Regions from separate parts of the Homo sapiens genome. Here all the other regions are linked to region 3. Evidence: chromatin contacts called from ENCODE Hi-C or POLR2A ChIA-PET data. All regions are on one chromosome and are shown on one strand. Each heading gives the region's core, a stretch centred on a gene start or an enhancer-like site at or near the end of the contact. The rest is flanking DNA. Distances are from core to core; before and after follow the strand shown. Region 1 overlaps LINGO2 (leucine rich repeat and Ig domain containing 2). Region 2 holds the start of LINGO2 (leucine rich repeat and Ig domain containing 2). Region 3 overlaps LINGO2 (leucine rich repeat and Ig domain containing 2).

What was found. Hi-C counts contacts between places; a loop is a spot of excess contacts on that map. ChIA-PET counts read pairs that join two places held with the same protein, here RNA polymerase II (POLR2A).
Region 1: a loop to region 3 is called in a map of PC-3, with 3 times the contacts of the local background. The contact joins two enhancer-like sites. A Hi-C loop is called at or near these places in 2 of 168 maps with a recorded cell type or tissue (PC-3 and mammary epithelial cell). POLR2A ChIA-PET finds 5 or more read pairs at or near these places in 1 of 52 experiments (WTC11).
Region 2: a map of PC-3 shows a loop between it and region 3 (4-fold over the local background). The contact joins the promoter of LINGO2 here to the enhancer-like site in region 3. A Hi-C loop is called at or near these places in 2 of 168 maps with a recorded cell type or tissue (PC-3 and mammary epithelial cell).

The regions. Positions count from the first base shown.
Region 1 is chr9:28,926,224-28,929,285 of GRCh38, forward strand. The region is part of intron 2 of LINGO2 (leucine rich repeat and Ig domain containing 2); the gene reads right to left. Among named protein-coding and RNA genes, the nearest start is that of MIR873, 39 kb to the left of the region's middle. RefSeq lists an enhancer at 2,824-3,062. Within about 2 kb of position 1,733, at least 2 of the 41 ENCODE cell types and tissues checked have a DNase peak (open chromatin) inside an H3K27ac peak, as active enhancers do; they include PC-3 and mammary epithelial cell, where a contact is called at or near this core.
Region 2 is chr9:29,211,512-29,214,888 of GRCh38, forward strand. It overlaps LINGO2 (leucine rich repeat and Ig domain containing 2), which reads right to left and starts at 2,090. Exons shown (of 7, transcript NM_001258282.3): 1 at 1,411-2,090. RefSeq lists a silencer at 681-730.
Region 3 is chr9:29,076,858-29,080,262 of GRCh38, forward strand. The region is part of intron 1 of LINGO2 (leucine rich repeat and Ig domain containing 2); the gene reads right to left. Among named protein-coding and RNA genes, the nearest start is that of LINGO2, 140 kb to the right of the region's middle. Within about 2 kb of position 1,639, at least 3 of the 41 ENCODE cell types and tissues checked have a DNase peak (open chromatin) inside an H3K27ac peak, as active enhancers do; they include PC-3 and mammary epithelial cell, where a contact is called at or near this core.

The DNA of each region.
Region 1 (3,062 bases), core at 483-2,982, 150 kb before region 3:
GAATTGCTTGAACCTGAGAGGCAGAGGTTGCAGTGAGCCGAGATCGTGCCACTGCACTCCAGCCTGGGGGATAGAGCAAGACTCTGTCTCAAAAAAAGAAAAGAAAAGAAAAAAGAAACCATTCGCTTCATAGATCAGAATAACTACAGTGAAGTTTTATCACATTGCTTTTTAACAGCCATTGCCTTAAATATGGGCTTTAGAACAATGCCTACATTAAGAGGCTACTCCATCACCTCAATTAACCCCTACATATGCTGACATGACAAAGATATAATCTAAAAGCAGAAATGAGGAAGCCTGGTTTGCAAAACAGAAAGGTTTAGAATTCCTCACCCCTGCCACAAGGATATACAGATTTGTCATTTGTCTAAAAGGCATGCTGGTTTGAATGCTGGGACACCTGGATATGGGCTTGCTTTTTTTAATATGGTTAACGTCTATTTTTAATGTGTACGTAAGTTACTGTGCTTAACTATATATGTGGTGTTCTACTTCATGCTCTATTTAACAAACTTCTAAGAGTAATTTAGTTCACCTGCTTTAAATTCAGTTGAAGTAGAATGGAAGTGAACTGTATTCTCAGTTATTCTAATTGTCTAGGCAACTCAGATACACTTTTTCACTTACACTCCCTGCCCACCTTTTCATGGCTGTCTTCTCCTCATCCCTCAGGCTTCCACTGAAATGTCACCTCCACTGAGAACTCTTTACTTACTGTCTGTCAAAATTATTCTGTCCTCTGTCCACATAGATATTCTTTCTCTAGCACCTGCTGTTTTTTCTTCTTACAGCATATATCCCAAATTATTGATTTATATTTTATTGTTGTTTAGTTTCTTTTGCATTTGTCTTTCAAACTGGATTGTACATCTCCTGAAAAAGAGAACATATCTTTTTGGCTTATATCATCAGGTATAAAAAGTACTGTGCCTGGTAAATAGTGCCCCAAACCATAAAGGGACACATTTGAAAAATGATTGAATGTAGCACTATGAGCAGGTGGGGGCACTTAAGATAGATCTGAATTACCATTGATGAATTACCCTTTCATTCTATGCTTTCTCTATAGACTTTTAAGTGTTAGGGGCATTGTGAATACAGATTAGACAAGAGCATCAGACCAAAGACTCTCCCAATGAGCTCTAGAACTTTACATGGAACAGACTGAGAAAACAGGGTAAGGTAAACCAATAAACCCATGTAATATCTACTCCTTAGATGAAGAGCTAATCTAACAAGAGAAAAGGGAAAAGAGAAGGATTTAAATAATTGAGATGGATGATTTAGTATACTGGAGAGATTTTGGTTCTCTAAATCTATTTCCTGAACTGAAAAATAGGGAAATAAATTCTTACCCCTCAGGACTGCTGTAAGGATTATATGAGATAATGTAAATAAGTTGAAGACAATAGTTTGTGTGTAATACACTGGATAAATATTACTTCCTTTTACCCTTATCTCATCTATTGAATATTAATAAGAGCTAACACCTGCTTAATGCTTGCTTAGTGCTAAAAACTGCTGTAGGCATTTATATATGTTAATTCATTTCTTTTTCACAACTCTATGAGGCCAGTGCTCTTTATCATCCACATTTTACAGATGAAGAAACTGACATTCATTGAAGTTAAGTCATCTGCCTAAGGCCACATAGCTCATAAGTGACAGAGTTGTGATTCAGAGACAAGCAGCCCAGGTAAATTGTCTGTGCTCTTAACCAACATGCCCTGCGGTCATTTCAATAAATAAATTAACAACTGTTTGTTAAACACTACAATGTGCCAGAAAGTAGTCATTGTCTTATTTAGTCTTTGCAAAACAGAGTAGGTATTCTCTATTTTTGAATAAGTTGACATTCACAAAGATTTAGTCATTTATCCAAGATTTCTTGTTTCACAAGCCACAGAATTAGTATTTGAATTAATTTCTGTTAAACTTAAAAAAGTATTCTGTTGCCTTAGAAAACTTTACTGAAGCCTTTTTATATCAAAACCCTTTTATATAACTAATTATTATGTTTCCAAGTTTGCACATAGCTACAGAGACTTTTATATACACATGCAAAGGTAATATTCTCATGGAATAAATTCTTTTATAGCTATCTAAGTATGTGAACTTTAAATTAGTATCAATATTATTTCATTTTTGGTCTAAAAGAAGGATATACCTATCCTAACTCTTACTCAGTCGTTACGATAGTTGACCCTTGAACAACATGAGTTTGAACTGTGTAGGTCCACTTATATGTGTTTTTTTTTAAATAAATATATTGGAAATTTTTTGGAAATTAGCTACACAGTTTTAGAGGTTCCCACACAGGCACTGAGGTTCCACTCAGGCACTGAGAACATTTCCCTGCTAAATGAAACTGTAAAAGTGGAGATTTTCATTCTCTATAGTTTTGCTTTGGCCAGGACATGAAAAACACAGTGGATAGGATAAAAGGATTTCTAATGGTAGCAGGAGAATAATTTAAAAGGGTCCTAGATTCCTAATTCTTTTTTTTGTTTGTTTGTTTTTAACTGGTACACTTCTGACATGAAATAGTGCAATTCCCTCACTAGATGAGGAATCTAAGAATAGCCTTTCAGGGTAGTGAGTTCTAGGCAGCGCAATCGGCCCCGTATGTGAGCTCAAGTGAGCTTCTGCACTCCTGCCCAGGGGTTTCAGGAGGCAGCTTGTGGTGGTACCAAGAGAAGACTGCAAAACGGAAACAGCATGTGAATAGGTCAGTGCAGTGGGCTGCACAAAAGAAAATGTTCATGAAATAACTGAGAGTGGAGACTGTAAACTAGGGAATTCAACAAAAGCAATTTCAAATTCAACAAAAGCAGAGGGGAAATAGCATACAAAGCAGGTGAAGCTAGATGATATTTTGAGATATTTACTTGTTTTAGTTTGCGTTTTTCTACCTCTGTTTCTCTCTCACATGACTTTTAGCCCACTTCACGTGGGTTGCCTGCTCCACACCTTATTCCCTAAGGGGAGATACATGACACAGTAGAGAGTGAGTTTACTTAGAGACTCAGCCCAAGCAGAGTTCAGTTCTTTTTGGCTTT
Region 2 (3,377 bases), core at 840-3,339, 140 kb after region 3:
GCCCTCCTTCCTCTTCTGATGCTCAGACCATGACTTCCTTCTCATCCTTCTCTTCTCTTCTCTTCTCTTCTCTCTCTCTCTCTCCCTCCCTCCCTCCAAGTATTTCAGCAGCTTTCCTCAGTTCTCTGAGCCAATCCCTCGGAAAAGGAAATCAGCAAAATGCTGAATGGGGAGACTTCACCAGCAGGTGAAGAGGAAAAGAAGAGGGTGTGGTACTCGTTTTCTCCACCACACCCCATCCCTGGAGTCTTGCACTCCAGTCTACTGCGGCTCAAAGCGGGCACAGCAGGTCCCCTAGCTCACCTCGGAGCAGCCTGGCCCAGACCAACCACCCAGCGTTCTCCGCAAAAAACTTCCCTTAAAGCAGCCAAATATTCAAGGGAGGCGGGGGAAATTGGGCATTAGTTCGAATACACATACAACAGAGCACCACGGAGCAACACTGAAAGGCACCTTTTTTAGATACAGACCCTATAGACTCTCTCTCACCCTTCACTCCCTCCCACCCTGAGTATCTGACTGAGAATTTACAGAGAACCAAGAGGCGAAAGGAGAGTGGAGGAGAAAGAGGGCATTACCTCCCGGGGCTGCCCTCAGGGTGCGGGTCAGGATCTCATCCCCGAAGTGGCTCCAGTTCAAGGCACAGCTTTCCAGAGCTCAGCCGGGTTCGGACCTGCGTCCCCGCGGCGCGGTGCGGAGCTCGGAAGCGCGCCGGGACTGCCGCTCACGTCCCCCGCCCCTGCCGCGCGGGCTCCGCCACCCCGCGAGCACGCTGGCTCTCCGCGCTCACCCCGCCGCCTCCTGGCGCCCCCACACCCACCCGCTCCGCGGCGCCCGCTGGGAGCCTCTAGCGGAGGCGAAGGGAACAGCAGGCGACCTGCGGCGCCCAGGTTCCGACGCCGGTTGCAGGGAGCCGGCCAAGCGGCAGCGTGGGCTTCGCGCGCCCCCGAGTCCGCAGGCCGGGTGCCGCCGCCGCCCCCACCTGCCCACCTGCGCCAGGCTCACCTGCCACCGCGTCCTAGTTGCGTTCACCGGTGCCCACAGCTCTCTATGGCAATTGGGGGTGGGTCTGCGGTGCTAATAAAAATTTAAAAAAAAAACCTCTCTGGTAAAAAAACGAAAACCCAAAACCCAAATCCACGCTGTATATCAACCTCCACAGAGAACCCAGTCCGAAATCGTTTTCCAATAGGTTTCAGAAAGTGTGAGGACAGGACACTCCTCTGGCTTCCTGCCTCGCAGCTGGGCAGCGCCGCACCGGCTACTCCCTGACTTGCCAGGCGGGTCGTGCGATCGCGTAGCGACGCCCGGAGAGATCCTCCTAACTTGACTTAACCCCCACCCCATCCCCAACATCTATTTTAAGTTATTGTCTCTGGCAATTCAAGCAGCAGCTTTGCTGCCTCTTACCTTGAGGCGCTGTTAATTCTCCTTCGTGTCCTTAAAATCCCAAGCCAAGGATGCGACGCACACAAGTCCAGGGGCTTTTCCTGGACTTCCCCCTCCTCAGCTCTGAAGGCTCCTCCTTTCCAAGGGATCAGGAGGGGATGGCGGTTCAAAAGCCCTCACCATAGAGGCGCCTCCAAGCCTTCGTACCAGTGGAAATGGAGACCGGGACCACCTTCCCGGCACCCGGAAGCCTCCCAGCCCCTCCTGGGCCAACTTGGCTGCCTATTCAGTTTTCTTCCGTAACCCCACAGACACGTCAGTCAATTCCCTGGCATCAGGCAGGATATTCTCAGTTGCGGCCGCTCCTCTTGCTTTCTCTCGATAATGCCCCTCCCCCCTTTCTCCCCTTAATTTGGAAAAATTTCTACTCCCTGCCCGAATTAGGTGGGGATGAGGCGGAAAGGTGTAAGAAGAGCCACTCCAAGGCACAGCTTCGGAACACCGTCTCCCTGGGCTGCTGCAGCGCGAAGGTGTCTACGCTGGGGAAACTTTCAGGGGAGGCAGCGCCGGTGCGGGGCTGGGCGGGCGGCGGGCGGCGGCGCCAGGTGAGGAGGCTTTGAGGAGGCGGCTGCAAGGCGGGACGCAGGATAGCCGGCTGGGGCTTGGCAGCCGGGCTCAGAGCTCGGGCTGCGCACACACACAGGCGCGCACACCCGCGCGCGCGCAGCTACACACGCACGCCCAGCCCTGCGCCCGCGGCCCCCGGCCAGTGGCGAGCGAAAAGTCGGGAGTCCTGAGGAGGGGTAGGGGTTCCAAGGATGCTGATGACAGAAAGAGTCAATCAATCCTCACTAGTTAGCGGATTGCCGGCAGGCAGTTCCTCGCCGCACGCCGTTAAGTCCGTTGGGCCACCTCTCCGTTCTCTGCCCTGTCTGGCATTTCAACTCCCTAGCTCTTTTCTTGAAGCCAGTTACACCCCCTCGACACCCAGCGAGAGGCCACCAGACTAAAGATGAGCCCCGTTCCCATCGCCACCCTCCAGGGGCCACCTCCGCCCCTTCTGTAGTGGAGAATTGAAGTGGCTGCAGCAGCTCTCCTGGGAGCTGAGGGGCTCCCCGAGGTCCTTCGAATAGAGGAGCCTACACATCGCTTCGTGAACATAATCCCCTCGCATCCCGTCTTTACCTGCCCACTCCCTTCGTAACATTTCCCCCAAGGAGCTCCCGAAAGTCGCTTAGATGTTTTGAAAATGAATTTCTTAGGGAATTGTAGTGCCTAGCTTTTGGAACTGGGTTAATTTAGGTGCTACGCTTATATTGTAAACTGGACGGTAGCAGGTGAACGGCTCAGCTGGAGAAAGGGGAGGGATTAGGAGTCTGGAGACCCAACCCCTTTAGCAGCCATTTCCAAGGTTTTGCACCAGGAGTAGCTGTCCGGGTCTCTGGCTAGCTCCTGTCCCAACTTCTTTTTCTTCCCTCGACGGTCGGGAGGGATCACTGGGTGCTACACCGCTGGGGCGTCCCAGGCAGGAGAGACTTCGCTCTCAGAAGCGCCCCCGTGTCATCCACAACTCCCACGAAAGGAGCTTCCCAAGAGGAGTTTGTTTTACCCGGAATGGGCTGCAGGAATTAATTGCTTACAGAGAGTAAACTTTTGCCCGTTGTTTTTTTGTTTTTTGTGCTTTTTTTAACCAAAGCTTGCATTTGTGCTCCGCGTAGTTTCTATTGCAACAGAGCGCTACTCTGCCTTTTCAACTGTGAGACAGAGGATTGCTGAGGATTTCTGCCCTCTGGGGCTTCGCGAATATCTATGGCTTCGGACCTGCTAGCGGAAAACGCAAAGTTGCCCAGCTTGGAGATGGCACCAGGTTCCTTTGCTCTGGCGCTGGATGCTCCGCTCCGCCACCCACCGCCGCCGTCTCCATCGAGAATCTCCTCAAAATCAAGGGAGTTCTTGACTGTCCCTCTCCAAATTGGAAGGCGGTTGAC
Region 3 (3,405 bases), core at 389-2,888:
AATAATGTATGGAAGTTAGCAAGTGCTATATAAAAGTTTGGTTAAGAATTAAAATAAATTACAAAAAAGGAAGCCATACCAAGCTGAATAGCCTTTGCTTTTAACTGCTGTAGACTACAATACCATGCTCCTCCTACTATGGTTACTGATTCCTATCAATGTCTGGTGGTGGTAGATATACAAAGTATTTATTGCCATGCTCTTCCAAACATAAGGAAATGGCAAACAAACCAAGGAAAGTATTTTATATCGCTTTACTTATTTTTTTAAAAACTACCTATCAAATGTGAATCTTATATCTAATATTATTTGTGTTACACAATCATTGCAAAAGGGAAAAAATGTTGGCATTAAGGTTTCTTAGATAATAAATTGACTTCATGATTACATTAATCTATACTTTAAAAAAAAAGAAATCATGAAGCTGAAAACTAGTGGAAAGAAACAAATATGATCTAGAGTTTAAATCTATGCTCAAGTGACTTTTTTGAAATGTGCTGCATGCAAGGTACTACTTCTCAGAAAATGTCCTGAATTTATAGCTATTCATGTCAATATGACACAGAAAAATGAGATCAGATACAACCTACAATAGGCTATAAGACAGCAAAGAAGTTATTTGTGGAATTATTCTCTATAGCTACTTTATTAAACATTCAACGAATATTTACTGCTTGTTAAATCAAATTAACAAATGTCTTTTGCATTGAGCTTAAATATAAAACAAAGCAAAATTGAACAACATTAAGATTTTAGTTATGTTTTAACAAAGACACAAAAATCAAAGTAAAACAAAAACTGAAACAGAATATAAATTTGTTGTAAAGACCATGAAATAATTTTTTTACAGTCCTTCATGAGCAGGGCTTTTAAGAGCAGATGAATAATAACAGTGTTGACATGCCATGAAATGAAACAATGTGGGGAAACATATCAACCAATCACAGGCACACAGAATTATTTAAAAAAAAATAGTTCTAACCTAGATATAAATATAAAGCCTGGAGAGAAGAAAAATGTAACTGAAGAAAAGCAGCATCTATCAGATCCCAAAGAATTGGAATTAAGAATTAAGAAAGACCATACTGGAAAGGAATCTAAATTCTGAATATCCAAATGATTGCTTTTGTACAATCAGAGTACTAGAGGATTACATGTGCATGGGACAGAAAGAACAGATTTGAAAACTCCTTTAGTCTTTCTTCAGCAGTAAGCATATACTTAACTGATGATTATTAACATTAATTTTGATAGGAATAAACTCCTTTTACCAATATTTAAGGAGCAAAGAAGAAAATGTAAAAACTAGAAAAGGAGCAGCAATTAGAGAGAACCTGTAGGGTAAAACCATGAGGCAGAAGGAAAAGAACAAGTATGCTACAGGCAGAGTGGTTTTCATTTAGTTAGTGCTGAATGGATTGAAATTACAGCCACCAAATGAAAATCTGGAGAACTGATTTTTCACTTTAATAACTTGTTTAGGAAATGAAAATTAGCATCTGGAGCAGCATGACTAACCACACTAGTAATAAAAATCTTATATTTCATGTTTGTAAATTAGAAAATGAAATGTCTTAAGCCTGAAAATGTCTGCCAGCACACAATTATTCTTAAGAAATTCTTCTACTCTTTGACTTGAATAAACCTTGAATAAACCTTGAGTCACAACTTTCACTGACATTGGTATTAGTCATCTCCTATGGTTTTCGGGAAATAAGAGTACAGCATTTCTTAACAAAATCCTCAGCTTCAGTTCTCAAAGTGTGTTTCATTCATATACATTCGGATATACGTACACATATATGCCAACCAAGTGCTTGTCAAATCAAAATTATAATTTATGTTCTATTAAGTTTACAGTACTCATTTATTCTGAAAGTTATTAAGCCAGGTGGACAAAAATAGACATATGGCTTCTGTGACTGGCAAAGAGCAATTTGTCCCATTATCTTAAAGAATGTTTCCCCAACTACCTGCATCAGAATCACCTGTGATTTTAAGATGCTCCAATTCCTAGGATCAAGGCTGAATTTTTTTTAACAATTATTAGAAGGCCCAGGAAGCTGCATAAGTGCTTTAGAGTAATTATTTCATTAAATCATTATATCACACCTATGAAGTAGGAAGCATTATACTAAATCCCCATTTTACAAATGACCTTGTTACACAACTAAAAGATCGAGAGTACAAATCCAGATATGACTTTCATCATCCAACTAATAAACCAGTACATGATTCCGTCTTGTTCCTAATTTGGGTATAGACAGAGGACTATCTATGTTGACATGAAAAAAAAATGCTACGGTAGATGTGCTCTGTGGATGAGCTGGAAGACAAGCACCACATAAATTCTTTCTCACCTTGTATTCCTTCTTTCTACTTATGGTATATTGAAAATGAAACCAAGGACAAATGGTGAAAAATAAAAGGAGGTAATTTTAGTTCAATTTGTCCTTCTATGAATCAATCACCTAATATCTATTAATAAAAGGAAACAATGAGAACTCACATATCAAAGGAGAAAATGTCTGCTAAAAGGCATATAGCTTGTCTATAAAATAGGTCAGTGATTCCTATAAAATATAGTTATTTATAGACATTGTGATATTAATATCTAGATATACACATTTTCAGCTATTAAGGGTATCATGAAACTCTGATAGATTCTCTACATACTAGCTTACCTAAAGTAGGCCAATATCATATATTCTGTTCTAAAGGTGAGAAGCCTATGGAAAATATTTTCAAAATTATGGCCATATATAATCTAGGTTAAAGAAATCCTTGCCTTTATCTTACTCTTAAAGAGCTCCATTGCCTACAGGTCTTCTCCAGAACATATAAGCAACGAAAGATATGCAAAGTATGCCTACCAAAATGAAAGGACATATGGTCCTTTACCAAAGACACCCTGTAGTGCAGTAAATAAGAAAAAAGTTCAGAAAAATAGAAGATGAACAAGCAAGTGCTCAGCAGATAAAGTGAGACTATGCTATGTCTTTATGTATTTCATAATAAGAAAAATAGTTTATTATTTCTATGTGACAACCATTGTAATAAACAACTTACAAACATTAACTCATTTTCTTCTCACAATAATTTTATGATATTTAAACAGTCACAAATGACAGGAAAATGTAAGAAACTATGATGGAGTAAGTGACCTGCCAAAGTCACACAGATTTAAATTTTCATAGCTGGGAATCCATCTGGTCCTGGACTTTTTTTGGTTGGTAGGCTATTAATTATTGCCTCAATTTCAGACCCTGTTTTTGGTCTACTCAGGGATTCAACTTCTTCCTGGTTTAGTCTTGGGAGGGGGTATGTGACCAGGAATTTATCCATTTCTTCTAGATTATCTAGTTTATTTGTGTAGAGGTGTTTACAGTATTCTCTGATGGTAGT